Regions from separate parts of the Homo sapiens genome. Here region 1 is linked to region 2. The links are chromatin loops, found by intact Hi-C in ENCODE. Cell type or tissue: HCT116. All regions are shown on one strand. Each heading gives the region's core, and the rest is flanking DNA. Links, peaks and the distances in the headings are about the cores only.

Region 1 (17,053 bases), core at 3,886-11,885, 220 kb after region 2:
CACAGAGTTGCTGGCGACTCATTGACTGCAGGGGAGAGAGACAATGAGTAAGCTGACATGACGGTCCAGAGGGTGGAGTTGCCATCCAGGCACACAGGGGCCTCCCTTCACCCAGGAGAGCAGCTGATCCATTTTGAGGGAGCAGAGAGGAATCTTAGAGGAGGGACTCCTAGTGTGTCCTGACACCCAAGAGATGAACAAAGATGGACTGGGGGAGAAGGGAGAATGGCCTTTCTGGTGGAGGAAACAGCAGGAATAAAGGGCATATCAATGAGGAAATGTCTAACCCATTTGGGGAGCTTCTTTTTATTTTTTTAATTTTTGAGACAGGGTCTTGTTCTGTCTCCTAGGCTGGAGTGCAATGGCACAATCTTGGCTTACTGCAGCCTCAACCTCCTGGGCTCAGATGATCCTCCTACCTCAGCCTCCTGAGTAGCTGTGACTATAGGCTTGTGCTACCATGCCCGGATTTTTTTTTTTTTTTTTTAAGATGGAGTCTCGGCCGGGCATGGTGGCTCATGCCTGTAATCCCAGCACTTTGGGAGGCTGAGGAGGGCAGATCACGAGGTCAGGAGTTTGAGACCAGCCTGGCCAACATGGGGAAACCCCGTCTCTACTAAAGATACAAAAAAATTAGCTGGGCGTGGTGTTGCACATCTGTAATCCCAGCTACTTGGGAGGCTGGGGCAGGAGAATCACTTGAACCCAGGAGGTAGAGGTTGCAGTGAGCTGAGATCATGCCATTGCACTCCAGCCTGGGCGACAGGGCGAGACTCCATCTTAAAAAAAAAAAAAAATGGAGTGTCACTTTGTCACCCAGGCTAGAGTGCAGTGGCACAGTCTTGGCTCACTGCAACCTCCACCTCTTGAGTTCAAGCGATTCTGCTGCCTCAGCCACCCGAGTAGCTGGGATTATCGGCTCGCACCACCACACTCAGCCAATTTTTGTATTTTTAGTAGAGACAGGGTTTCACCATGTTAGCCAGGCTGGTCTCAAACTCCTGACCTCAAGTGATCCACCTGCCTAAGCCTCCCAAAGTTCTGGGATTACAGATGTGAGCCATCGTGCCCAGCCTAATTTTTTTATTTTTTGTAGATACAGGGTCTCACCATGTTGCCCAGTCTGGTCTCGAACTCCTGGGCTCAAGCAATCCTTCTGCCTCAGCCCCCAAGTGCTGGGATTACAGGCGTGAGCTAACGTGCCCAGCCTAGGGAGTTTCATGTAGTCCAGTCTGTCCCAAATTTTACATGTGGAAAACAATGTGGCAAGTAATAAGTTTGGAGATATGGAAAGAGTGCAGGGAGTGGGAGGCCCCGATGCCAAATACTGCATGGGACGTACTCATACTAAAAAAAAAAAAAAAAAAAAAAAAAGGATTTCGTATTTATCTGAAATTCAAATTTAAGTGGACATCCTCTATCTTTATTTGCTGAATCTGACAACTCCAGCCTAGGGCCAATTTGGACCAAATTCCTAGGTAGTGGAAGTCATCAGAGGCTTTTTATTTTACTTTTTATTATTATTTATTTATTTGTTTGTTTTTTTGAGACTGAGTCTCACTCTGTTGCCCAGGCTGGAGTGCAGTGGCATGATCTCTGCTCCCTGCAACCTCTACCTCGGGGTTCAAGAGATTCTGCTGCCTCAGCCCCCCGAGTAGCTAGGATTACAAGCACCTGCCACCATCCCTGGCTAATTTTTGTACTTTTAGTAGAGATAGGGTTTCATCATGTTGGCCAGGCTGGTCTCAAACTCCTGACCTCAGGTGCTTCACCCACCTCAGCCTCCCAAAGTGCTGGGATTACAGGTGTGAGCCACTGCATTTGGCCCCAGTGGCTTTCAGAAGGGAGGTGACAGGATGAGATTTGCGTCTGAGCAGATGGTCAGCAGCAGGACTGAGGGGCAGGACCCAAGCGGGGGAGACCAGCTGGGAGACTGAGGCTGGGCTGAGAGACAGGCTGTGTGGAGGAAGAGTGGGTGGACTGGTCGGGATTTATTAAAGAGGTAAAGGCAGGCCGGGCGCGGTGGCTCACACCTGTAATCCTAGCACTTTGGGAGGCTGAGTGGGTGGATCACCTGAGGTCGGGAGTTTGAGACCAGCTTGGTCAACAAGTTGAAAACCCATTCTCTACGAAAAATACAAAAATTAGCTGGGCGTGGTGCTGGGCACCTGTAATCCCAGCTACTTGGGAGGCTGAGGCAGGAGAATTGCTTGAACCTGGGAGGCAGAGGTTGCAGTGAGCCGAGATTGCACCACTGCACGCCAGCCTGGGCGACAGAGCAAGACTCTGTCTCAAAAAAAAAAAAAAAAAAAAAGGTAAAGGCAGTGAGTCTTGGCAATTAATTGGGTGTGGAAATAGAAAATGGGCAGTCAAGTTTGACATCCAAGTTTCTGGGCCACTAGACAAATGGTGATAACTATTTTCTTTTTTTTCTTTTTTTCCTTTTTTTTTTTTTTTTTTTTTGAGATGGAGTCTCGCTCTGTCGCCCAGGCTGGAGTGCAGTGGCGCGATCTCAGCTCACTGCAAGCTCTGCCTCCTGGGTTCATGCCATTCTCCTGCCTCAGCCTCCCAAGTAGCTGGGACTACAGGCACCTGCCACCAGGCCTGGCTAATTTTTTGTATTTTTTTTTTAGTAGAGACAGGGTTTCACCATGTTAGCTAGGATGGTCTCGATCTCCTGACCTTGTGCTCCGCCCATCTCAGCCTCCCAAAGTGCTGGGATTACAGGTGTGAGCCACCACACCCGGCCTCTTTTTTCTTTTACTTTTTTTTTTTGAGATGGAGTCTTGCTCTGTCACCCAGGCTGGAGTGCAGTAGCACAATCTTGGCTCACTGCAATCTCTGTCTCCTGAGTTCAAACAATTCTCCTGCCTCAGCCTTTCGAGTAGCTGGGATTACAAGTATGTACCACAATGCCCGCCGAAGTTTTTTGTATTTTTAGTAGAGACGGGGTTTCACCGTGTTGGCTGGGCTGGTCTCGAACTCCTGACCTCAAGCGATCCGCCCACCTTGGCCTCCCAAAGTGCTGGGATTACAGGTGTAAGCCACTGCTCCTGGCTGGTGGTGACCACTTCTGAGCTAGAAGTACAGGAGGAGAGGCAGGTTTGGGAGGAAGGAGAAGCAGGGTCTAGCTTCCGTCGTGTGGATCTGAACAGCCTGAGGCCATCCAAGAAGAGATGTCTGGGGACAGCTGGAGATGTAGGTCTGGAATTCAGGTGAGAGGTCAGAGCTGGAGGTTGACATTTGGAAAAGATCAGCCTTTGGAGTGAAATTGAAACCATGGGAATGGATGAACACACTCAGGGAGAGGGTGCAGGGTGAGAAAGGAAGGGAACCAGAACAGACCCCTGAGAATAGTCATGGTTTCGAAGAAGCAGAAGGAAGAGAAGCCAGCACACTGGAAGCAGAGACAGAGACCAAAGAGGTAGGAGAAAGGCAGGAGGGGTCTTTGGGACAAAATATTCCCCCGGCAGATAAAACAGGAGAGCACTGAAAGAAGGAGAGTGAGTTTGACGGTGTCAAGTGCTACCAAGATATCAAATAATACGGAGAAAAAACATAGTCTATTGGATCCAGCTACTGGGGACCTGATAAGGGAAGTTTCAGCGGAGTGGTGAGGGCAGAGGCCAGATTAGAAGGGTGAGCGGGGAGTGGAGGCAAATCTACTCTGGTCATGAGCCGCTTAAACATGGTGGATTGGCCATAGGCATGCATCTGCTTTCCCTCCTCAGACACCACTAACCTGACAGTAAAGGAATAATCTAAGCTGACCTATGATGACAAAGAAGCTGGGAGAGGAGGCATCTGCCAAGTAAAGATTCCAACCAACCTTTGGAAGATGGCATGCTAACAGAGAAGTACCAAGGTCACCAGTGGTTATGACCCAAAGTGCCCATGGAGGAGACACCAAGGCCAATTTGTCCTGAAACATCCCCGAGAGGTCCAAGTCTTGGAGGGAACAGGGTGCAGCTGGAAGTCTGAACATGGAGGAGTTGTCTCCCAAGCCTTCTCCCTATCCCATGCAGCCAGATGACTAAACCCACAGGCCTAAAAACAGCATTTTCTTCCTGGAGGAATTGAACTCAAAAGGCCCCAGACTTGTTCAGACCAGGCACAGCAGAGAACAAGACTGCAAACGGGGATTAGGGATACGCATTCTGAATGGCAGGATTCCAGACTTTTTTCCTTCACCTGCTCCCAGAATGCCAACAGCCCGGGGTGTCTCCTCCATGCCCTACCCCAAGCAAGAGATTGGAGGACTTTTCTTTCTTTCTTTCTTTTTTCTTTTTGAGACAGAGTTTCACTCTTGTTGCCCAGGCTGGAGTGCAATGGCGCGATCTCGGCTCACCGCAATCTTCGCCTCCTGGGTTCAAGCGATTCTCCTGCTTCAGCCTCCTGAGTGGCTGGGATTACAGGCATGCACCACCACACCCAGCTAATTTTGTATTTTTAGAAGAGACGGGGTTTCTCCATGTTGGTCAGGGTGGTCTCGAACTCCCAACCTCAGGTAATCTGCCCACCTTGGTCTCCCAAAGTGCTGGGATTACAGGCATGAGCCACTGTGCCCAGCCTGAGATTGGAGGACTTTTCTTTTTAAGCTGCTAAGTCCCAAAGAATATGCTTTCTGCTGATGGTATGATGAGAGCTCTGCACACACTTCAATCACCTTTCAGTGAAACCCAACTGTGAGAATCGAGCTTCCAATCACCTTTTTAAAGTTCCTTTCACGTTAGTGTTTTTTAAGAGACAACTAGAATTTCTTTTTTCCTTGTTTGGTTTTTGTTTGTTTGTTTGTTTTAGACAACTAGAATTTCTAAAAAGAATCAAATGAGGCTGGGCGTGGTGGCTCATGCCTATAATCCCAGCACTTTGAGAGGCTGAAGTGGGCGGATCACTTGAGGTCAGGAGTTAGTTGGAGACCAGTCTGGCCAACATGGCGAAAACCTGTCTGTATCAAAAAGAACCCACAAAAATTAGTCAGGCATGGTGGCGGTCGCCTGTAATTCCAGCTACTCAGGAGGCTGAGGCAGGAGAATCACTTGAACCAGGGAGGGAGAGATTGTAGTGAGTCAAGATCGTGTCATCGCACTCCAGCCTGGGTGACAGAACGAGACTCTGTCTCAAAAAAAAAAAAAAAAAAAAAGAAAGAAAGAATCAAATGAATATTCTAAAACTAAAAAATTACATGCTGAAAATAAGCATCCAAGGCCAGGCGTGGTGGCTCATGCCTGTAATCCCAGCACTTTGGGAGGCCGCGGTGGATGGATCACCTGAGGTCGGGAGTTCAAGACCAGCCTGGCCAACATGGTGAAACCTTGTCTCTACAAAAATACAAAAATTAGCCAGGCGTGGTGGCGGGTGCCTGTAATGCCAGCTACTTGGGAGGCTAAGGCGGAAGAACCACTTGAACCTGGGAGGTTGCAGTGAGCCAAGATTGTGCCATTGCACTCCAGCCTGGGCGACAGAGTGAGACTCTGTCTCAAAACAAAACAAAAAAAAAAGAGGAGAGAAAGAAAATAAGCACTCCATAGATGGGTTTCACAGAAGATTGGAAACAAGTAAAGCCAGGACTAGCATACTGAAAGATGGGTGTGATTAAAACTATCCAAACTGAAGCATAGAAAAAAAAAGTAAAAATAAAACATAAAAGAGCATAAGACATAAATACAACACACATGAAAGATCTAACATAATATAAATATGGTTTGAGAAAGAGAAAATTAGGAAGAAGCAATATGTTAAGAGATAAAGACCAAAACTTTTCTGAATCTAACAAAAGACATCATACTATAAATTCAATAAGCTCAGCAAACCCAAAACAAAATATAGACAAACGAGCTACATTAGAGTACATCAGAATAAGATAGTCAGAAACCAAAGGCAACGAGAAAATTTTAAAAGCACCATAGGACAGCCAGGTGCAGTGGCTCACACCTAGGATTACAGAATCCTAGCACTTTGGGAGGCTGAGGCAGGAGGATTGCTTGAGTCCAGGAGTTCAAGACCAGCCAGGGTAACACAGCAAGACCTCATCTCTACTAAAAATTAAAACAATGAGCCAGGCATAGTGGCGTGAGCCTGTGATCCCAGCTACTTGGGAGGCTGAGGTGGGAGGATCGCTTGAGCCTTGGAAGTTGAGGCTGCAGTGAGCTGTGATTGTGCCACTGCACTCCAGCCTTGACAACGGAGAGAGCCCCTGTTTCAAATAGAAGTAAAGTACCACAGGAAAGATGTATTTCCTTGAATATTTACCCTCACCCTCATCCCTAGAAATAGCAGCTGTTATCTACTTTTTTTTGTTTGTTTTTGAGACAGTTTTGCTCTGTCTCCTAGGCTGGAGTGGAATGGCGTGATCTCAGCTCACTGCAACCTCTGCCTCCCAGGTACAAGTTATTCTCATGCCTCAGCCTCCCAAGTAGCTTGGATCACAGGCATCTGCCACCACGCCCGGCTAATTTTTTTTTTTTTTTTTTTAGCAGAGACAGCATTTCACCATGTTGGCCAGGCTGGTCTCGAACTCCTGACCTCAAGTGATCCTCCCACCTCAGCATCCCAAAGTGCTGGGATTACAGGTGTGAGTCACTGCACCCAGCCTTTACTTTGTTATTTTTAAATTCCTTCAAGTCCTCCCTTACCTCCTTAGTGGTTAACTACCATGTTTCCTTTTCTCTTTTTAAAAAATTTTCTTTGAGAGAGTCTCACTCTGTTGCCAGGCTGGAGTGCAGTGGTGTGATCATGGTTCACTGCAGCCAGGACCTCCCGGGCCCAAGCGATCCTCCCACCTCAGTCCCCCAAGTAGCTGGCACTACAAGCATGGACCACCACGCCTGGCTAATTAAAAAAAAATTTTTTTTTTTTTGAGATGGAGTCTTGCTCTGTTGCCCAGGCTGCAGTGCAGTGGCAAGATCTCAGTCCACCTCCCAGGTTCAAGCAATTCTCCTGCCACAGCCTCCCAAGTAGCTGGAACTACAGGCACGCGCCACCATGCCCAGCTAATTTTTGTATTTTCAGTAGAGACAGGGTTTTACTATGTTGGCCAGGCTGGTCTCGAACTCATGACCTTGTGATCCGCCCACCTCAGCCTCCCAAAGTGCTGGGATTATAGGCGTAAGCTACCTCGCCTGGCCAAAAGATAGAAGAATTTTTTTTTTTTTGGTGGAGTCTCACTCTGTTGTCCAGGCTGGAGTGCAATGGCACAATCTCGGCTCACTGCAACCTCTGTCTCCTGGGTTCAAGCGATTCTCCTGCCTCAGCTTCCCGAGTAGCTGGGATTACAGGCGCCTGCCACCACGCCCAACTAATTTTTGAATTTTTAGTAGAGACGAGGTTTCATCATGCTGCCCAGGCTGGTCTTGAACTCCCCACCTCAGGTGATCCTCCCACCTTGGCATCCCAAAGTGCTGGGATTCCAGGCATGAGCCACTGCACTCGGCCAAAAAAAAAAAATGTTTGTTTTGTCAAGTCGAGATCTCCCCATGTTGCACAGTCTGTTCTTGGCTCAAGCGATCCTTCCTCCTTGGCTTCCCAAAGTGCTGGGCTTACAGGCATTAGCCACCACATTTGGCCAAGTCCAAGCTTTCAACCACACCAGCAGATACAAAATAAGGTTTTCAGGTTCTGTCTGCTGTTCTTTCTACGGAGGCTCACTGCTGGGGACAAATTGGGCTCCCGGCAAAGAGCCCCTCCCACTGACTTCCTCTTCTGGGAGAAGAAAAACAAGAAGGGCAATGAAAAGTGGGACAAGCTGCAGCTATTCCTACCATCTCTTCCCACCCACTGAATCTCACCACAGAACAAGCAGCTGCAAGAGAAAAGGACTGGCCTTGTCTCTCAGGGGTCGGTCCTGCAGAGGGTGGGCTCACGATGCCAAGGGAGAAATATGGTGGTAACAGCATGGACCGGACCTGGGTTGGGCTCCAGGCACTGGCTTTTATTTTATTTTATCTCATTTTTTTTGAGATGGAGTTTCGCTCTTGTTGCCCAGGCTGGAGTGCAATGGTGCCATCTCGGCTCACTGCAACCTCCGCCTCCCGGGTTCAAGCAATTCTCCTGCCTCAGCCTCCTGAGTAGCTGGGATTACAGGCATGCGCCACCATGTCCAGCTAATTTTGTATTTTTAGTAGAGACAGGGTTTCTCCATGTTAGTCAGGGTAGTCTCAAACTCCTGACCTCGGGTGATCCGCCCGCCTCGGCCTCCCAAAGTGCTGGGATTACAGTTGTGAGCCACCACACCTGGCCTGATACTGGCCTTTTAAAGGGCAAAGCCATCCAATCCTCCAGGAAAACATGGGGAAGGAGAGTTCCAACATTTCCTGAGCACCTCCATGTCCGGCACTGAGCACATTCCATCTTTTCTCTCTCTCGCTCCTGACATTGACCTAGAAGGCCTGTCTGACATTAATTTGCCCCGGAGGCCTGAGGATGGTGTCAGCCTGCAGACTGCTGCTGTTCCTCAGCTCTCTTCTGCCCTGCTCGCCTCCCTCTATAGTCCTCAAGGCCCATCTGCAACCACTATCCCATCCATACCTGAGGTTGCCCTGGCTCTGACACTTGCATGACATTTGGGAGCTGCTCTAATGCCACCTTCTGGCTGGTACTAGAAAGATGAGGACCTGGCCAGGCACAGTGGCTCACATCTGTAATCCCAGAACTTTGGCAGGCCGAGGGGAGCGGATCACCTGAGGTCGGGAGTTTGAGACCAGCCTGGCCAACATGGTGAAACCCTGTCTCTACAAAAAATGCAAAAATTAGCCAGGCATGATGGCACATGCCTATAATCCCAGCTATTCGGCAGGCTGAGGAAGGAGAATCACTTGAACCCGGGAAGCGGAGTTTGCAGTGAGCCAAGATTGTGCCATTGCACTCCAGCTTGGGTGACAGAGCAAGACTCTGTCTCAAAAAAAAGAATAAAGGAAAAAAAGACGAGGACCCGGTCGTGGCTTCAGCCTCTCTGACCCAGGCCAGAGGGCCCAGCAATCCAGTTGTACATTGTCTGATTGGTTGGTTGATTGGTTGGTTTGCTCCCTGCCTTGCTGCAGAGAGGACCTCAGGCAGCTTCCAAGGATGCGTGATACACAACCAGAGCAGAAAAAAAGAGTAGGGGGAAAACAAGAAAGTAGCACAAGGGTGGGAGCACAGAGGATCCAGGAACAAAGCTAAAGTGCAGAACATAAGGATCTACTGTGGGGGAAACAGACCACAGACTCAGGATTTTTTTTTTTTTTTTTTGAGATGGAGTCTCACTCTGTCACCCCGGCTGGAGTGCAGTGGCCTGATCTCTGCTCACTGCAACCTCCACCTCCCAGGTTCAAGCGATTCTCCTGCCTCAGCCTCCCGAGTAGCTGGGATTACAGGTGCACACCACCACGCCCAGCTAATTTTTGTATTTTTAGTAGAGACGGGGTTTCACCGTGTTGGCCAGGCTGGTCTCGAACTCCTGACCTCAGGTGATCCACCCACCTCGACCTCCCAAAGTGCTGGGATTACAGGCATGAGCCACCATGCCCGGCCAGGATTTTTTTTTTCTAACTTCTTAATTTTATTTTATAAAGAGAAGGGTCTCACTGTGTTGCCCAGGCTGGTCTCAAATTCCTGGCCTCAAGCTGTCCTCCCACCCCAGCCTCCCAAAGAGCTGGGATTATAGGTGTGAGCCACCTGTAATCCTGGCCAACTCAGGTAATTTTGAAGATGGCTTTTATGGTCTACTTGGGCACAAAGGAATGCGGGGAACATCCACCAGCCATGGCTGGGTGACAACTCATGTTCGTTCTCAGCCTATCAGTTTTACACGTTCTCTTTATAAATGATTTCACACACACACACGCACACACATACATACACTCACCACCTCCTTCTGGAGCTCATGTTGAGATGTACAGGGGAGGGAGACCCTTGTAACACAGATTTGAAAAATAATTCAGATATGCATCTTGAAAACAAGGAGAGGCCAGGCGCAGTGGCTCATGCCGATAATCCCAGCACTTTGGGAGGCTGAGGCAGGAGGATCACCTGAGCCCAGGAATTTGAGACCAGCCTGGGCAACATAGTGAGACCTTGTCTCTACAAAAATTTAAAAAGTTAGCTGGGTGCAATGGTGTGTGCCTGTAGTCCCAGCGACTTGGGAGGCTGAGGCGGGAGGATCACTTGAACCTGGGAAGTCAAGGCTGCAGTGACCTGTGACCAGGCCACTGCATTCCAGCCTGGGCAACGGAGTGAGAGCTTGTCTCAAAACACAAAACAAAACAAACAGAGAGAGTTTCAGTAAACAAAATAAAGTATTTGTGTGAAAAAAGATTCAGATACACATTTGAAAAGAAAGTATTCTTTTGGAAGACAAAGGGAATATGATTCTGAAGGAGTGAAACATGAAGGATATTTCTATTGGTTGAGCTTGTAACTTTTGGGCCATGTGGCATGATGTTCTTTTGCTATGAGGGGCTGTATTCCCTCATCACTATACTTTTGCCACACATTGACTTTAAGCTTCCTAGCAAGTGGTGTGAAAAGGGAAATGTGGCCACTTACACAATGTCCAAAGTCTAGGAAGGATGACAAACCAATTGCTTAGGAGAAGCAGGACGCTGGTACTGAGATAGGAATAAGGTGCCCCTGGGCCCAATGGAGGGTTCCAGGGGAAGATGACAGAGCGGAGGGTGAAGAATGCCCTCGGTGACAGCCTTCCCATCACGCCAATCCAAAGACAGTACACCGCTTCCAAGGAGGCCAAGACCATGTGGGCTGCATGGCCCACTCTCTGCTGGCCTAGCCTTTCCCCTGGAGGTGTTTAGACTATCAAGATACAGACCCTATCTCTACAAAAACAACAATTATAATTAGCAGGCGTGGTGACACACACCTGTATTCCCAGCTAATTGGGAGGCTGAGGTGGGAGGATTGCTTCAGCCCGGGAGGTTAAGGCTGCAGTAAGCCATGATCATACCACTGCACTCCAGCCTGGGTGACAGAGTGAGATCCTGTCTAAAAAACAAACAAAACCCCCCCATACACAAAAAACTATCAAGAGGGTTGGTTCCCCTTCAGAGGACTTGATTTTTTGATTTATGGGACTCTGTGAGTACTTTGAGTTTGTGGTCCCTGTGGAAGCCTGGGAACTGAGTCTTTCTCTTAAGCCCCGAGCTGTCTGGAAAGGTACAGTCTCATTCATCTGCCTTCCAGCATCACTAGCTCCAGGGCTCCTCCCTGGAATGGAGGCCTCTGTCACCCTGCCTGGGTGGTCCTGCTATCAGGACACTGTACCAGGCTCCGGTGAGGGTCTCAGCCCCATAACCACCGAGTCACTGTCTCAGGCTCTTGGTTCCTTCCAGGCTGTGGTGAGGTCCCTCTGTTTTGGTTTGGCTGAGGTGGTTGAAATGAACAGGACTGCTCTGACCAGCTCACAGAAGGGGAAGTGGATGGCACGAGCACAGGTAGGGCAGCCAGGGAGCAGAGATTCTCTCAACACCCCCAAATCTCCAAATCAGGGTGCCTTGGGATGCAAATGGCAAAAATCCCAAGCTAACCTCGAGCAAAAGAAGGAAGAGGAGGAGGTATTGGCTTATCTGGCTTCAGGTACTGCTGGATCCAGCACTCCATCTTGCTTCCCTCATCTGCCTCCTCCCTGCTCATTCAACCTCTGGCTCAATCCCACCCTCTCAGCTGCCAGTGAGCAGTTTTTCTCTTCTTATCAGTTCTAACCATGGTCCCAGCCAGACACAAGTCTCACTGAGCCAGATGAGGTACCCGGCCCTTCTCTGAACCAATCACCACAGCCAGGGGGAAAGAATTACACTGATTGCCTAGGTCTGTGTCTCCACCCACTTCTAGGCAACTCAATCCCCTAGACTAAGGTTTTAGGAGTTCCTTAGGGAAAATGGACATCCAGAAGAGAGGCTGATAGGCAGAGACAGATCCATCCTTTCTATCCAGGAAGCCCAATACCGCTGGGCTCCCAGAGCCAGGGAGCTGGTGGGGGGCTGAGGTGGGCCCTGCAGGGCTATGGCATTCTGCTTCTCTCCTGTGCCTTTCCTCTCCTTTCTTTGGTGGCCCTTCTATTTCCCCTCCTAGTCCCTAGTCTGCCAATATGGAGACCCAAGCCACCCCAGGGCCAGGTGACACAAGCTCATGGAATCAGTCCATCTGGGTTTGAATCTTGGCTCTGTGTTTCTTAGCTGAGGGACTTGGGACACTTCACTTCATCCATCTGAATCTCATTGTCCTCCCCTGTGAAGTGGGCCAGGACAGGGCCACCCTCGTGGGTGGTGGCTGCCAGAGCTTCATGAGATAAGGCATTAAGAACACTTAGCAGAAGCTGCTGTGGAAAACAGTCTGGCGGCTCCTCAAAAAGTTAAACATAGAATTACCATATGATCCAGCAATTCCACTCTTGGCTATAGACCCAAAATAATTGAAAGCAGGGACTCAAACAGATGTCTGCACACCATCATTCATAGCAGCATTAGTTACAACAGCGAGAAGGTGGAAATAACTCAAGGTCACCAACAGATGAATGGATAAACACGATGTGCTAATGTTGACAGGGCTCAGGGCAGGATACCCCCGATACGGCATCTTGGCTTTTTTTTTTTTTTTTTTTGAGAAGGAGTCTCGCTTTGTCACCCAGGCTGGAGTGCAATGGCATGATCTTGGCTCATTGCAACCTCCGCCTCCCCAGTTCAAGTGATTCTCCTGCCTCAGCCTCCCGAGAAGCTGGAATTACAGGTGGCCGCCACCATGCCCAGCTAATTTTTTGTATTTTTAGTAGAAACGGGGTTTCACCATATTGCCTAGATTGGTCTCAAACTCCTGACCTTGTGATCCACCTGCCTCGGGCTCCCAAAGTGCTGGGATCACAGGCGTAAGCCACTGCGCCAGGCCCATCTGGGCATATTGACTATTTCAAGCTGAAGGAATTTGAGAAATGGCATGTTCAGGAAAGACTTTCTGACCTTCCCCTGTCAGGTCATAAAACCCACTTGTGAGAGGTGCCCTCTCTCTACCCAGAGGAAAGGAGCCTCCTAAACTCTGAAGATGAAAGGATGTCAAGAGGAATCTGAATGAACAGGCCTCAGTAAATTTCCCCTAGCTGATTACACTCAGCTCTTTGTCTATCCCATTCTTCCGTGACTTTCTGCTTTGTCGAACCTACCATAAAACCAGCCTGGGCAACACAGTGAGACCCCCATCTCTACAAAAACACAAAAATTAGCTGAGTGTGGTGGCACGCACCTGTAGTCCCAGCCACTCAGGAGGCTGAGGTGGGAGGATCACTTGAGCCCAGAAATTCAAGGCTGTGGTGAACCATGAGTGCGCTACTGCACTCCAGCAGACAACAGAGCAAGACTCTGTCCCAAAAACAAAAAATAAAAAACCTAGCATAAAAACAGTCAGGTTTAATGGCTTCTTTGCGTCTTCATTTCTTTATGAAAGCTCCTGTATTACATAGAACTTACATAAAACTCATCTGAAATAAATTTATATGCTTTTCTCTCTTTTTTTTTTGAGATGGAGTCTTGCTCTGTTGACCATGCTGGAGTGCAGTGGCGCAATCTCGGCTCACTGCAACCATTGCCTCACGGGTTCAAGCAATTCTCCTGCCTCAGCCTCCCAAACAGCTGGGACTATAGGCACAAACACACCACCATGCCTGGCTAATTTTGTATTTTTAGTAGAGACAGGGTTTCACCATGTTGGCCAGGCTGGTCTCAAACTCCTGACCTTGTGATCCGCTCGCCTTGGCCTCCCAAAGTGCTGAGATTACAGGTGTAAGCCACTGCACCTGGCCCTGTTTTTTTGGGACAGGGTCTTGTTCTGTCACCCAGGCTGGAGTGCAGTGGTGTGATCTCGGCTCACTGCAGCTTCTGCCTCCTGGGTTCAAGAAATTCTCCTGCCTCAGCCTCCTGAGTAGCCGAGACTACAGGTGCCCGCCACCACACCCGGCTAATTTTTTATATTTTTGGTAGAGACAGGGTTTCACCATGTTGGCCAGGCTGGTCTCGAACTCCTGACCTCAAGTGATCACCCTGCCTTGGCCTCCCAAAGTGCTGGGATTACAGGCATAAGCCACTGTGCCCGGCCAGTCTCTCATCTTTAATATATATATACACAAACACACACACACACACACACACACACACACACACACACACACACACAGACATATAAATTCGTCAGGGTTCTCCAGAAAGACAGAACTAGTAGGATACGTGTGTGTGTGTGTGTGTGTGTGTGTGTGTGTGTGTGTGTATACATATATATATATATATATATGAGTTTATTAGAAAGATAAACTTTCAGTTTAAAAATCAGGAAAGTCCTGGGCAAGGCGGAGTGCTTGGTCACCTGGCCTGCTGCTCAACTCTCTTGGTTTCCCAGTTCCACAACTCAGCAGGATATTGGTTTGGTTCAGCTCATTTTTCCTAGCCAAGCCACTCAGGTCACTAACAGACCTGCAAGGGTGTCCTTGGGGCAGGGGCTGACCCCTGGTAGGGGGCCTAGGGTCACGTGGTGGGGCATCCCTTTGAAAGGCCTGTGGGTGAAGCAGAAGCAGAATGGCTTCAGGGTAAGACCCCACCTGGGAAGGTTGGTGGCCACTGACCTCAAAGCTAGCACTTTGGAAAGCAGCCCAGTGGTGAGAGCAGGGGGACATCAGGCTTTCAATCTGCCCAGCTCAAGCCTGTGTTCCTCAGCCAGGTGCACCTGCCTGTGATCCCATTTACTTTGGAGGCTGAGGCAGGAGGATCACTTGAGGCCAGTTAGAGACCAGCCTGGGCAACATGGGGACACCCTGTCTCTACAAAAATTTTTGTAAAAATTATCTGAGAATGGTGGTGCATACCTGTAGTCCCTACTACTGGGGAGGCTGAGGTGGGAGGATGATATGATCCCAGGAGTTTGAGGCTGCAGTGAGCTGCTACACTCCAGTGTGGGGGACAGAGCAAGAGCCTGTTAAAAAAAAAAAAAAAAGGCCAGGTGTGGTGGCTCACGCCTATAATCCCAGCACTGGGAAGCTGAGGCCAGCGGATCACTTGAGGCCAGGAGTTTGAGACCAGCCTGGCCAACATGACAAAACCTTGTCTCTACTAAAAATACAAAAATTAGCCGAGCATGTTGGCAGGTGCCTGTAATCCCAGCTACTTGGGAGGCTGAGGCAGGAAAATTGCTTGAACTGAGGCGGAGGTTGCAGTGAATCGAAATGGCACACTGCACTCCAGCCTGAGCAACAGAGCAAGACTCCGTCTCAAAAAAAAAAAAAAAAAAACATGCTCCAATTCGTTTACCGGTCCCTTCCCCCACCCTCCTTTGCCCTGATATCACAACTTTGCCCAGAAAGGACTCAGAGACCCCGCCCCTGTACTTGGGCGTGACAGTGCCCTGGTGTGAGGGGGCATCTTCCGCTGACCACCCGACTGACCCCATCCTCTGGTCCCTACTGTACGCTGTGAGTTACAACAGTGACCATGACCATAGGGCCTACTATGTGCAGGGTGCTCAACAGCCCTCACATAAGTGTCACAACAGTCCTGGAAGGTCCCTCACAAGCGAGGAAACTGAGGCAGGAGCCACGAGATCACTGGCCTGTCTGTGGCTGAGCCAGACTTGAACCTGGTCTGTCTGACTCCAGAGCACGTGCTTTTTCCGACACTTCCTGCCCCCCAGAGTCATCCCATTCCGGAATCCAGGCTCTGGGATCCCAGGGCCTCAGGGACTGGGCACCGTCCCCCCAACCACCGCCGAGGAGTGGGCGTTTCTACAGCCTTCTCCGTGGGCCTGCGACCCCCAGTGCGAGGGGAGGGCCGCTGGGGGCTCTGGAAACCCCCTCTTCCATGGGTGGGAGGCGAGGGGCTGAGGCGCAGCGCTGGGCTGGGCCCAGGCCGGCTTCGCCCACACCTGGGATGGAGGCGGAGGCGCTCCGGGTGTTCTGCAGGCGGGAGGCTTTCCACCCCGCTGGCCCCTCACGTCGGCGCATCCTCATGGGATCCTCACGAGGAGCGAGTGAGGTGGGCTCCATTCTTATTCTTTCCCCTGGCAGGAGGCGAGCAGAGGCTCCGGACTCCACAGGTGGCGCGTGGTGAGTAGCCAAGATGAGCTCAGGCAGCCTCTCCAAAGCAGGGGCGCTAACCTGGCCACCTCTCACACCCTGGCTCCCTGCTGGCCCTCTCCACCCCCGCCCGGTCCCTAAGGCCACATCTCTTCCCCGTCCTCGGCCAGCTCAGCCCAGGCCGTCCCTCCCTATGCCCGCCAGGGGGAGTGCGAGCTCCTTGCAAAGACCTCAGGAGGCCGCTGGGAAGGTCTGGACAGGCCAGGCGGGGCGGGAAGCAGGAGGACCCGCGGGGCGGGGACCGGAGCCGCTGGGAGGCCGCCCAGTTTGACGTCCTGCTCCTGCCCAGGCCTCGCCAGGCCCCGGCCCTCCGCAGGCCTCAGTTCCCTTGTCTATAAAATGGGAGGTGGAGCCCTTGGGAGCAGAGCTGCTCACCTTTTAAGAGCATGTGAGTCACCTGGGAATCTTTTTAAAGGCAGATTCTGATGCAGTGGATCTGGGGTGGGGCCTGGGAAGCCGCATTTCTAATGAGCTCCCAGGTAAGGTCCATGCTGCTGGATCCTGGATTCATCTCTCTTTTTTTTGTTGTTGTTTTGTTTTTTGAGACGGAGTTTCACTCTGTCGCCCAGGCTGCAGTGCAGTGGCGCGATCTCGGCTCACTGCAACCTCTGCCTCCTGGGTTCAAGTGATTCTCCTCCTTCAGCCTCCCGAGTAGCTGGGATTACAGGCGCCTGCCACCATGACTGGCTAATTTTTGTATTTTTAGTAGAGACGGGGTTTCAGTATGTTGGCCAGGCTGGTCTCGAATTCCTGACATCAGGTGATCCACCCGCCTCGGCCTCCCAAAGTGCTATTACAAGCTTGAGCCACCGCACCTGGCCTCTGGATTCATCTCTAAAGGACCCGCCAGCTCCGATGACAATTTGTTTTTTTGGGTTGAACGAGGAAGACCTGCCTGTGTCCCAAACCCTTCTGAAGAAGTGGCTGTTCATGTGGTCATTAACTTATTCCCTCATT
Region 2 (12,732 bases), core at 3,411-11,410:
GGCTTAGCCACCTAATAGCTGTGTGAGTAGGTGACTTCATCTTTCTGGACCTCAGATTCCTCTTCTGTAAAATGAGAGTGATAATCTGTGCCTCCTGGCCTGGCTGCGAGGATGCAGTGACATCTTTTAAAGGTAGGCGGTAGAAGGTGTTCAGTAGCTATAGTTATCACAATTAGCCGGTAGGCGAAATATCTGAAGCGCTGTCTGGAGGCAGAGGAGCAGGAGTGTTCTCCTGGAGTTTCTGAGTCAGGGAGACAAGGTGGAAGGGACCTCTGATGGACAGATCTGGACATGTGAGCAGATGCAGGATGTGTCTGGAGGAGGTCAGACTCCATGGGGAGGGTCACAGTGGATGTCCTTGTGATCCTTGCCTGCCTGGGAGCTATCTCAGGAGCCTGGCCCCTCCCTCACAGCCACCCTTCCTCTCCATCTCTCTATCTCCTACAGGTGCTGGGCCCCAAGCCGGCTCTGCCTGCAGGTACCGAGGACACCGCCAAGGAGGATGCGGCCAACCGCAAGCTGGCCAAGCTCTACAAGGTGAGCACCAGATGCACTGTCTGCCTGGGCATGGGGTCAGGACAGGGAGGTGGAAGACTTGGTCTTCCCCACTCCACTGCTATGGGACCTTGAGCAAAGCACCCCTTTGGAGGGGGGCCTCAGCTTTCTCACGTCTCCAGTGGATGCTCGTGTACTTCCTTTGCTTTCCTGCACTAAGAGCATGCGATCAACTCCGTACATATCTGTGTCACGCTCATACATGAGGTCTCTCTGAGTCTCAGTGTCCTAGTCTGTAAAGTGGGAAGAAGAGCAGAATGGTCGACTTTGTAGGATTTCTGGGAGTCCACAGATAAAATGGATGTGAAAACAGCTTAGAAAATACTTGGGGAAATACTACAGAAATGGTGTGTATGTGGGGAGGTTGGGGGTGTGGGTTATAGTTAATGACTTTATTTATGATTTCTTTCTTGTGATTTTCACAACTGAATTCAGGCTTAGCTTCAGCTAGGGAACTCTCTTGGCTGAGCTCTGGGAGAAAGCTCAATCACACTTACGTTGTGCCCCAAGTATTTTCAGTAAAACAACAAAAAGGGGATGTCGATTTTCACCACTGCCAAAGAAAAACTACTACATTATCGATTTTTTTTCTGATTATGAAGTAATACATGTTTATTGTAAGAAAAAAAAGTATTCAAAATATAAAAAGAAAATAAAAGTCCATGCAATTTCACTGGTTTAAAAAACCAGTATTACTTTTAAAATATGTTTTAATTACAAAAATGACAATACCCAGTTAAAAAATCAGCCTCTCCTCCTCATGAGAGAACACATCTTTGTCCAGCCACAGCTTTCTGTGCCTAGTTACTTTTCCATTTCCATCTTATTATTTTATTTTGAGATAGGGTCTTGCTCTGTCACCCAGGCTGCAGTACAATGGCACAATCACAGCTCACTGCAACCTCTGCCTACCGGGCTCAAGCGATCTCTTGCCTCAGCCTCCTAAGTGGCTGGGACTACAGATGTACGCCACCACGCCCAGCTAACTTTTGTATTTTTTGTAGAGACGAGGTTTTGCCATGTTGCCCAGGCTGGTCTCAAACTCCTGGGCTCATGTGATCTGCCCACCTCAGCCTCCCAAAGTGCTGGGATTACAGACCTGAGCCAACGCTCCCGGCCATTTCTATTTTGTGTAACTGGATCCAAACTATTCATGCTGTTGTGTGGTCTTTTTTCCACTCAACATGGTCGGGAATATCTTTCTATAATAAATCTCAACACGACCCTTTATAACAGCTGTATAGTATTTTATTTTATGAATGTAAGAATTTAAGCAAATCCTGATTGATGGACATTAGGATGTTCCACCTTTTCCAGTTGCAGACAGTCCCTCTTGGTGCACTTGTGCTAAGTACAGCATAGCACTAGGGCAAGTTCCTAGACAAGGAACTGCTGGTCACAGGCCGAAGAATGAGTCAGTAGTTGAAAATACTGGTTCTGGGCCAGGCATGGTGGCTCACCCCTGTAATCCCAGCACTTTGAGAGGCCGAGGTAGGCGGATCACCTGAGGTCAGGAGTTCGAGACCAGCCTGGCTAACATGGTGAAACACTGTCTCTACTAAAAATACAAAATATTAGCCAGGCGTGGTGGCGGGTGCCTCTAATCCTAGCTCTCCTCCTAAGGGAGGAGAATCACTTGAACCCGGGAGGCGGAGGTTGCAGTGAGCTGAGATAGTGCCATTGCACTCCAGCCTGGGCGACAACAGTGAGACTCCGTCTCAAAAATAATAATAATAAATAAAATAAAAAAAGAAAATACTGGTTTTGGAGTCAGGAGTCAGACTACCTGTGTTTGAATTCCAGGTCAGCTATTTCTAGCTGTGCAAGTTCCTTAACCACTCTGTGCCTTGGTTTCCTTGTGAATGAGACAGGGATAGTAACAGAACTATCATATGCAAGGATTAAAGGGGTTCTATAATTATACAAGTTATAGAAATTGCTTAGAACAGTGACTGGCACAGAGTAGTAAGTACTCAATTCATGTAGAATAATTATTATTTAAAGGACTGCTACCTCACAGTCAACTGTACTCTGGAACAGCTCCCAAATTACTGTCATCAGGGATCTTAAATGCCTGTTTACCCAGAGCCTTGCCAACTGGATATTGTTAAACTTTTGAATTTTGACTCTTAAGATAGAACTTTTTTTTGAGCTTGGTTGAACTTTTTATTTTAGAATAATTTTTAAGTTTACAGAAAAATTGTAAAGATAGTACAAAGAGTTCCTATATACCATTCACTCAGCTTCTCCTTAGCATCTTAGCATAACCAGGTACATTTGTCAAAACTAAGAAATTAACATTGCTTCAGTACCATTAACTAAACTATAGACTTTAGCCAGATTTCCCCAGTTTTTTATTCTAGGTTCCAATCCAGGATACCAGATTGCATTTAGCTCTTTTTACTTTTCTTTTTCTTTTCTTCTCTTTTATTTACTTATTTATTTTTGAGACAGAGTCTGGCTCTGTTACCCAGGCTGGAGTGTAGTGACGCAATCATAGCTCACTATAGCCCCGACATCCTGGGCTCAAGTGATCCTCCCACTTCAGCCTCCCAAGTAGCTGGGGCCACAAGCAAGCGCCACCACACCTTGCTACTTTTTGTATTTTTTGTAGAGATGGGATCTTGCCATGTTGCCCAGGCTGGTCTTGAACTCCTGGGCTCAAGCCATCCACCCACCTGGGCCTCCCAGAGCGCTGGGATTAAAGGTGTGCGACACTGTAACCGGCCTCTTCTCTTTTTTTTGAATAGTAAAGTTGAATACATTTTCAGCAAACTATGCAGTTCCCCTCTGCACCCAATTCCCCAAATTTTATCCCGCCCTCCCTTCCCATGTGCAGTTTGTGTTACCCCTGCGTGTAGGTCAGCAGATGTGGTTCTGACAAAGCAGAAAACGAAAAAGAACCTCTAAATGTGTGCGAGAGGAAGCCCAGGTGTTACTCTACAGGGCCATTTGGGACAGGGGGTGGGGCAAGATGGTGGAAGTCTCAGGGCTGGGCGGCCACAGACACTCATGTGCTGGTTCCTTCTGCTTCGTCCCCTCAGGTCTCCAATGGTGCAGGGACCATGTCCGTCTCCCTCGTGGCTGATGAGAACCCCTTCGCCCAGGGGGCCCTGAAGTCAGAGGACTGCTTCATCCTGGACCACGGCAAAGATGGGAAAATCTTTGTCTGGAAAGGTACTGGAGACAGGGAAAGGGTCCCAACTGGCCTGTAGGATCTTGGATGGGATGTTCTGCAGCTCCCAGGAACTCAGCTCCCGGGGAGTGTGGAGTGTGCCTGGTGCAATGGAAATCAGAAGTCTTGGGCTGAGGCCTTGGTTTTGCATTTGACATACTGTGTGATCTTGGGCACTTTACTTACCCTTTCTGGGCCTCAGATTCCTGATCTGGGCTAAAATGGGTGTTTCCCAAGTGCATTATAACGTCAGTTCTCTGAGAGGCTAATTGGCATCCTGTAGAAATTATGTAGAAAACATCTAACTGTATGGTCAGATAAATTCATGGGCAACAGTGGATTTTAAAATGTTCGAGTTTGTTTACTGTAGGACTTTTAACTTGTTCATTTACAGGGGGGCTTTTCATGAAGATGATCTGGTTTGGGAAATGCTAAGCTAGAAGTTCATAAACTCTTTCGGTACTATCTTGTGGGAATTCTCTTGGAAACCATTGGCCCAGATGTTTCCCAGAGGCCCTGAGATGTTCTGAGAGGACCCATCAATATCCTCCCCTGATTCTCTAAGGCTCATCTTGGGGAAGAGGACAGAGGAGAGGGAGGCAGTAGGAGGACAGAGAGAAAGGGAGACGGTGGGGAGAAAGAGAGAGAGAGAGACACTATTATGATTATTACTCTCTAGGCCCCCTGGGCCCTGGGCCAGCTGATCTGGACCTTGGCCTTGGCAGTGAGAAGGCTGGGACTGAGGCCCAGCACTGGCTGGCCAGGAGCTCCTTGGCACGGGAATGCCCTCAGGGTGGCAGCTTCTCACTCACTGAGTAACCTAGGTCAAGTAATTTAATCTCTCTAAGACCCTAGCTTCCTTATAGATACTCAGAAAAAGATAACAACTTTTTTTATTACTTAAGACTATTCTGTGAATTAAATAATCTATGCATAGTTCTAAGCACAAAATACATGCTCACTAAATGGACCACAGTAGTGTTGTGATTGGTGTCACTGGCCAGCCCCAGGCTGGACACCAGGAGCTCTAGTGAGTGGTCGGCTCTGGGGGTCTCTGGCCTTGGCTGTCCACAGTCTAAGAAGAGTAGGGAGGGAAGTTTGGCAGCTCCTTCTCCTGGACTGTTAAAGGTCAGGATGCAGCAGGATCCCGGGCCTCTAACCCTCCATCACTTCCTCTGGCTGCCAACAGGCAAGCAGGCAAACACGGAGGAGAGGAAGGCTGCCCTCAAAACAGCCTCTGACTTCATCACCAAGATGGACTACCCCAAGCAGACTCAGGTGAGTCTTGGAGGCCAGGTAGGATGGGAAGGGGTGGGTCCTGTTTGGAGGGGATGGGCTGGAGTAGGGCGGGTGTCCCACCCTCAGTGTGGATGGGGTATCTGAGGCTCCCCTGGGGACCCCTGCTGGGCAGCCCAGCCACATCCTGCTCCTCTGCCTCCCCTCCCCAGGTCTCGGTCCTTCCTGAGGGCGGTGAGACCCCACTGTTCAAGCAGTTCTTCAAGAACTGGCGGGACCCAGACCAGACAGATGGCCTGGGCTTGTCCTACCTTTCCAGCCATATCGCCAACGTGGAGCGGGTGCCCTTCGACGCCGCCACCCTGCACACCTCCACTGCCATGGCCGCCCAGCACGGCATGGATGACGATGGCACAGGCCAGAAACAGGTACGTTTAGGGCGTGGGGTGGGTGTGTCCAGGCCCCTCCCTCACTTTCCCCATGCACTGCCTCTTGCTTCCCCAAGGAGGTTTCTCTCTGAGGTTTGCACAACTTTGGTAGCTGAGATTCTTTGGTGTTACTTAGTTTTTACAGCCAATGCACCCTGTGTATCAGGCCCTGAGCCAAGTGTCTTGGCCCCACCTTGCCCCGAGGAGTGCCTGGTCTGGGAGGGGAGTTGACCATAGCCACAGACCTGTGTGATCAGTGGAAGATGGGAGGGAGCACAGGGGATTGTGCAGACACAGGAAGCAGTGGGGGTGGTTGGTCAGGGCAGCCTGCACAGAGATGGGAACCTTTGGGTTGGGTCTCAGAGGAGGAGTAGAGCTTTGCTGCCGGAGAGGAAGAGCGGAGAGTGATGGGCATTCCAGGAGGGACTCGCTATGTTCGGAAAGGAGGGAGCTATCCCAGGGGGCTAGTGCTGATGGCATCCCCAGGGAGGGGCCTTGAATGCCAATTTCAAGGGTGTAGACTTGATCCTCTAACCAGTGGGTGCTAGTGAGGGGTTTTTCTTTTTATTAAATCAGACATGCAACAGGCTCAGATTTATGCTTTATCTTTTTTTTTTTTTTTAATAGAGACAGGGTCTCGCTATGTTGCCCGGGCTAATTTCAAACTCCTGGGCTCAAGCAATCCTCCTGCCTCGGCCCCCCAAAGTGTTGGAATTACAGGCATGAGCCACTGCGCCCGGCCACCTGCTTTAGAAACTCACTGTGAAAATGGGTTGGAATATGACTCCAGGATATCATTAGAAGAAAAAAATCAGTTAAAAAATAAATAAAAGAAAAATAAAAAGAAAACTAAGAAAATGGATTGGAGGCAGGAAAATGAAGGTAGAGAGCTTATAAGGAGCTTGTTCTAATACTGTAGGGGAAAGATGATGACCTTGAGACTAAGAAGGTCACAGTGGAGAAGGGGAAGAGGGGTGTGGGGTTCAGAGGTGTTTAGGAGGTAGAATCCGCCTCAGGCAAACTTGACTCCGTTCCTAATGATAGGAATAACAAAGTGTTCATTTTTATATATTATTGTTTTTGGTTTGGTGCTAGCATTCATTTGTTGCTTCAGTGGCTAGGGAGAATGCAATGAAAATATTTCGGGTGGGGCGGTGTGGTAAGACCCCTGGCAGCCTGACTGTGAGACTTTGGGCAAGTTACATAACCTCTTTGAGCTTCACTTTCTCACTTGTAAAGTGGGGTTTCATCCCACTCCATCACCTTCAAGAATGTTCAAAATCCAGAGATTCTAGGATTCTGTTTCCCAGGACTTGGACGACTCCGTGTCTCCATAGCTCCACCAGGTGGCGCTGCCGGGCCTCGTGACCACTTGGAAAAAGCAGTGTCACCAGAACGCTGCGGAGACCTGCCAGCAGGGGTCACACTGAGGTTGCCTCGTGGTGTCCCTGCCTCTGCAGGTGACCTATGAAATTCCTGGCAGGCCCAGCACAGTGGCTCACGCCTGTAATCCCAGCACTTTGGGTGGCCGAGGCGGGTGGATCACCTGAGGTCAGGAGTTCGAGACCAGCCTGGCCAACATGGTGAAACCCCGTCTCTACTAAAAATACAAAACTTAGCTGGCCATGGTGGCAGGCACCTGTAATCCCAGCTACTCGGGAGGCTGAGACAGAAAAATTGATTGAACCCGGGAGGCAGATGTTGCAGTGAGCCGAGATTGCGTCATTGCATTCTAGCCTGGGCAACAAGAGTGAAACCTCGTCTCAAAAAACAAAAAAAAAAAAAAGAAAAAAAGAAAGAATCCAGGCAGCTCAGTAACAATAGAGGTAATGGTGATATTAGTAAGATAATAATAATAATTATGACAATAAGAGCAGCTGCCACCTACAGAGCAGTCCCTTTGTGCCGGGCCCTGTGCTAGACTTTCACGAGTAATCTCGTTTGAGCCTCACAGTACTTTGAGGTAGGTACTATGATTATCCCCATTTTTCAGATGGGAAAACTGAGGCTAAGAGTGGTTAAGCCAGTTGTCTGAGGTCTCATGGCCCGGAAGGGGATGAGGGGCCTGATTTGGGGTCTGTGTCTGGCTCCTCCCCTCACTGTACTGCATTCCTTTGGAGCTGCCTTGACGATCCTCAGCGAAGGACAGACGGGCTGGGGCAGGGCATGGTATGAGGAGCCCAGGCAGGAACCCTGACCCAGAGTCCCAGCCCTGCCTTCTAGTGGCTCTGTGAGTTGGGCAAACCATTTAACTCCAGTCCGAGCCCAAGTGATTAAAAGTTCATCCCATGGCCTAACCACAACCTACCACACTGCGGTTTCCTGGCTTGCCTGAGCTGGGGGGTGGGGGTGCTGCACAGCATCTGACTCCAGCTTTGCTCCTGCAGATCTGGAGAATCGAAGGTTCCAACAAGGTGCCCGTGGACCCTGCCACATATGGACAGTTCTATGGAGGCGACAGCTACATCATTCTGTACAACTACCGCCATGGTGGCCGCCAGGGGCAGATAATCTATAACTGGTGAGGTTCTGGGGCCATTGGTGTGTGTCGTGGGGGTACTGGCTGGGCCCTGAGCAGGGCTGAAGACAAACTGAGGGTGTGAGGGCCTGAGGTGGGACCACCACTCCCTGCTGGGAGAGGCTTTTGTCCACAGGGCAACACCATTTGCTTATTTCTCCAAACAACTTTGAAACTCTTCTTACCAAATGATTATACATCTATTGTAGGATATAGTGAATGTGGAGAAACAAACAGAACATCTCCCACAAATCCATGACAAGTACTAGGCACACTAGGGTTTATCCTCCCACACATATTTTTCAAGCCAAAATTTTTTTAAATTTATATTTGTTTATTTATTTATTTATTTATTTATTTTGAGACAGAGTTTTTCTCTTGTTGCCTAGGCTGGAGTGCAGTGGTGCGGTCTCGCTCACTGCAACCTCTGCCTCCCAAGTTCAAGCAATTCTCCTGCCTCAGCCTCTCTAGTAGCTGGGATTACAGGCACCCACCACCATGCCTGGCTAATTTTTTGTATTTTTAGTAAAGACGGGGTTTCACTATGTTGACCAGGCTGGTCTCGAACTCCTGACCTCAGATGATCCATCTGCCTCAGCCTCCCAAAGTGCTGGGGTTACAGGAGTGAGCCACCACACCCAGCCCCAAAATTATTTTAAAACAGAGAATACATTTACATGGTTCAAAAATCAAAACAGAATATAAAGGTATTTATTGAGAAATCTTATTCCCACCCCTGTCCCTCTCTACCCCATTCTCCAGACCCCACCCCTTCTTGGGTAACTGCTTTACTCTCTTGCATATCCTTCCAGTAACTCTTCGTGAAAAAAAATACATATGCAAATAATTTATAGCCTGGTCCCTCCCTTCCTTACACAAAAGGTAGCATACTTTGTATATTGCCCTGCACCTTGCTTTTCTGACTCCATTCTTCCTAGAGATCAATAATGTCAGTACATAGAGACAGAGAGCTTTCTCATTCTTTTTTACAGTTGCATAATAGTCCTTTGGGTGGCTGTACTATAGTTTATTTAACAAATTCCTTGATGATGCATACTTGGGTTGATTCCAGTCTTTCTCTATTACAAACATTGCTGTGATTAGTAACCTTAAACAAACATCACTTTGAACATGCAGAGACATGCCTCTAGAGTAAGTTCCCAGAAGTCAGATTGCTGGGTCAAAGAGTAACTGCACTTGTCATTTTGGTAGATAGCCCCCAATTTCCCTCGATAGTGTTCGTAGCATTTTACATTCCCACCAAGCAACCTGTGAGAGTCCCTGGTTCCCTATAGTCACACTCGTGGATTGTGTGGTCAAACTTTTGGGCGTTTGCCAATCTTATGGTTTATAAAATGGTGTCTCAGTGTATTTTTAACTTGTATTTCTCTTACTATACAGTCTAAAACTTTTTGTCTGATTATTGACTGTTGGATTTTTTTTTTTTTTTGAGACAGGGTCTTGCTCTGTTGGCCAGGCTGTAGTGCAGTGGTACGATCTCTGCTCACCACAACCTCTGCCCCCCGGGGCTCAAGCAATTATCGTGCCTCAGCCTCCTGAGTAGCTGGGACTACTTGCCACTACTCACCACCACACCCGGCTACTTTTTATACTTTAGTATGGATGGGGCTTTGCCATGTTGCCCAGGCTGGTCTCGAACTCCTCTAAGCGATCTGCCTGCCCCAGCCTCCCAAAGTGTTGGGATTATAGGCATGAGCCACCACGCCAAGCTGGATTCCTTCTTTTTTTAAACTTATTTTGAAATAATATTAGACACTTGCTGAAAAGTTGCAAAAATAGTACAGACAGTTCTCATATATCCATTACCCAATGGAATATTCACCTATGTTCACATCTTACATAACCCTTACATAACCATAGCACAATTAACAAAGCCAGGAAGTGAACATTGACACAATACTACTTACTAATCTATAGGCTTTACCTAAATTTCCTCAGTTTTCCCATTACCGTTTTTTTTTTTTTTTTTTAGACAGAGTCTTGCTCTGTCGCCAGGCTGGAGTGCAGTGGCATGATCTCGGCTCACTGCAACCTCTGCCTCCCAGGTTCAAGCAATTCTCCTGCCTCAGCCTCCTGAGTATCTGGGACTACAGGTGTGCGCCAACACACCCAACTAATTTTTGTATTTTTAGTAGAGACGGAGTTTCACCATGTTGGGCAGGCTGGTTTCGAACTCCTGACCTCAACTGATCTGCCTGCCTTGGCCTCCCAAAGTGCTGGGATGACAGGCATGAGCCATCGTGCCCGGCCCCCACTACTGTTCTTTTCCTGATCTAGGATCTAACCCAGGATCCCACATGGCATTTACTCATCATGTCTCCAAAGTCTCTGAATCTATGGCAGTTGCCCGGTCTTTCCTTTTTTTCATGCCCTTAACACTTTTAAAGGGTACTAGTCAGTTATTTTGTAGAATGTCTCTCAATTTGACAACCCCAGACATTTAAAAACAGCTTAATTTTTTTTTTGACTAGATAACACATTCACCTGGTACAAAATGTGTGAGAAGACTGTTTTAAAAATTAGCTGCATCAGCGCATTAATAGGTCAGATTTTGTTTGCTTATACGACGACATATGTTGGTTATGGAAAACTTAGACAATATGCAAAGAGGTGGGATAGAAAGGCAAAATCCCCCTAAATCTTCCCTCTAAGAGCAATCACCATGGACCTTTTTGGTGAACATCTGTGCAGACCTCTCTGCACGTGTTCATGGGAGGCTTAATCACTGACATCTTTTCCCACAAATAGGCTCTCGTAACACTTGCTATTCTGCGACCTGCTTTTCCGCCCAGAGAAATGTCCTGGCCACTTTTCTGCATCTCAGATTTGAGTCTCAGAGCATCTTCTCTGTGGCTGTTCAGCATGGGATGACCCAGCCAGTCTCCTGTGGGACACATTTAGCATAAGGAAATCCATGCGTTGCACTAAGATCTCTGTAAGCGGGCAAGATGCTAGGCTGAGAGTGGAAGTGTTGGTGTGGTTCCTGGCTCTCGTTGTTCTGAAAGAGTCCCCTTCCCTCTCTATCTGTTTCATTACTGGTAACAGGGAGATGTGTAGGTTTCTCAGACTCAGGGCAAGGGAGAGGCTCAGGGCTCTGTGTGCACCCTGATGCTGAATCTCACTTCCCCTTCCAGGCAGGGTGCCCAGTCTACCCAGGATGAGGTCGCTGCATCTGCCATCCTGACTGCTCAGCTGGATGAGGAGCTGGGAGGTACCCCTGTCCAGGTGAGCCCAGCCCACCGCCTCTCTGGGCTGCAGCCTGAGCCTTGTCCTTCTCTTCACTCATCTGTCTGACTCTCATCCATCCATTCGTTTGTCCATCTGTCTGTCTGTCCATCCATCCATCCATCCATCCATCCATCCATCCATCCATCCATGGAACAGGTATTTATTTAGGGCTTCCATGTGTTCCACACTGCATCTGTAGCCATGGACACACAGACACACTGTCCCTGCCCTAGTGGACTTTGCTGTCTTGGGTGGTAGTAGACATTCAACACACAGGCACACCAATGGCTATGACAGATGCAGTGAGTGAAATTGACAAGACCTTGGGAGAGAGACATGGGAGAGGCCATGTGGCTGAGCACGGATGTGGAACCAGCATGCTTGGGTTTGAATCCTGTCCTCACCTCTGGGCAACGTTGGGCAAGTCACTTAGCCTCTCTGTGCCTCTGTGTCCTCAAAATAGGGGTAATAACAGTACCATCCCACAAGATTGCTGTGAGGATTAAGAGTTAACATTTGTAAGCATTTAGAATCATGCCTGCCATATAAGAAGTGCCCCCTTATACATATGTGTTAAGTACAAGGAGGTAAATCCTAGGTAGGATCCTATTGGATTAGAAAAGCCCACCCCTGTCCCAGGAGGGGACTGTTCAACTGGGACCTGATGCACGTGTAGGAGTTGCCCAGGCAGAGTGAAGGAAAGCACATTGTGGGTAAAGGGTGGTACACATGCAAAGGCCCTGAGGTGGGAGGGGGCATTGGGTGTTAAAGCAAGGGGAAAATGCCATGATTTGAGGCTAGAGAGGTGCTCAGAGGGGCCAGACCACCAGAGGCCATAGTGACGATGTTGACCTTGATGCTGAGAACAACAGGAAGTTGCTGAATGATAAGTCTGAGGTGTAGGGATTTCTGGTTTAAAAAGTCACTCTGGCCAGGCGCTGGAGGGCAGCAGAGCTGGTTTGTGGAAATATAGGGGAAGCGGACAACAACTGTGCTTCCTCCGTCCTACGGTGGGAGTGGGCAGGGCTCTAGATTGGCATCGGGGGTTCGTGCCCTGACCTTTGACTATGATAGACTGGGTGCTGGGCACTAAATGAGATGATGACCATCTTAGCTCAGTGCATCCTGACAACAGCCTTGGGAGTAGCATCCTTGGCTGCATTTTTCAGAGGAGGAACTCAAGAGGTTGAGACACGTGCCCAAGTTCTCACCATCAGGGTGGAGTTGGGGTCTAAGCCCTAACTCAGCGGTGGTGGGTCGTGGTGGGAAGCGACTGCCATATGCCTGACGTACATGTGAGGTTTTCTTCTGGACATAGTTAGCCGGGGCCACGGTAAGGTGCCGCACACAGGGCAGGAGCAGATGTGAGGGTGTACATCTTCCCTGCCTCACTCCCACCACCAAGCCCCTGACTGCTGCCCGCATCTGGGGTGCACTGGCTCTGCAGGAGGGGGTTTTCTGGATCTAGAATGCTCTGTTCTTACCACTCCACCAGCAGTCATGCCCAGGCCTGACGTCAGCATTCTGGAAGAATGTCCACCAGCAATCCCTGTGCTTCTATTTAAGGGAAC

What was found. Peaks named below come from ENCODE experiments on the same cell type or tissue, not always from the same donor. Only the 100,000 strongest peaks of a DNase experiment are listed, where the experiment ranks them.
Region 1: a loop joins it to region 2, with 29 times the contacts of the local background. A loop is called at or near these places in 4 of 110 quality-filtered maps.

The regions. Positions count from the first base shown.
Region 1 is chr9:121,529,895-121,546,947 of GRCh38, forward strand. It overlaps LOC107987016 (a long non-coding RNA gene), which reads right to left. Exons shown (of 2, transcript XR_001746560.2): 2 at 1-25. Among named protein-coding and RNA genes, the nearest start is that of GGTA1, 39 kb to the left of the region's middle. RefSeq lists a silencer at 16,276-16,325. In HCT116, for the core only: a CTCF peak has its summit at 8,554 (motif pointing left); a DNase peak (open chromatin) is centred at 8,567.
Region 2 is chr9:121,313,487-121,326,218 of GRCh38, forward strand. GSN (gelsolin) reads left to right here. Exons shown (of 18, transcript NM_198252.3): 7 at 448-537; 8 at 3,600-3,732; 9 at 4,920-5,008; 10 at 5,179-5,394; 11 at 7,782-7,915; 12 at 11,068-11,158. Among named protein-coding and RNA genes, the nearest start is that of GSN-AS1, 34 kb to the left of the region's middle. In HCT116, for the core only: a CTCF peak has its summit at 6,754 (motif pointing right); DNase peaks (open chromatin) are centred at 6,815 and 8,995.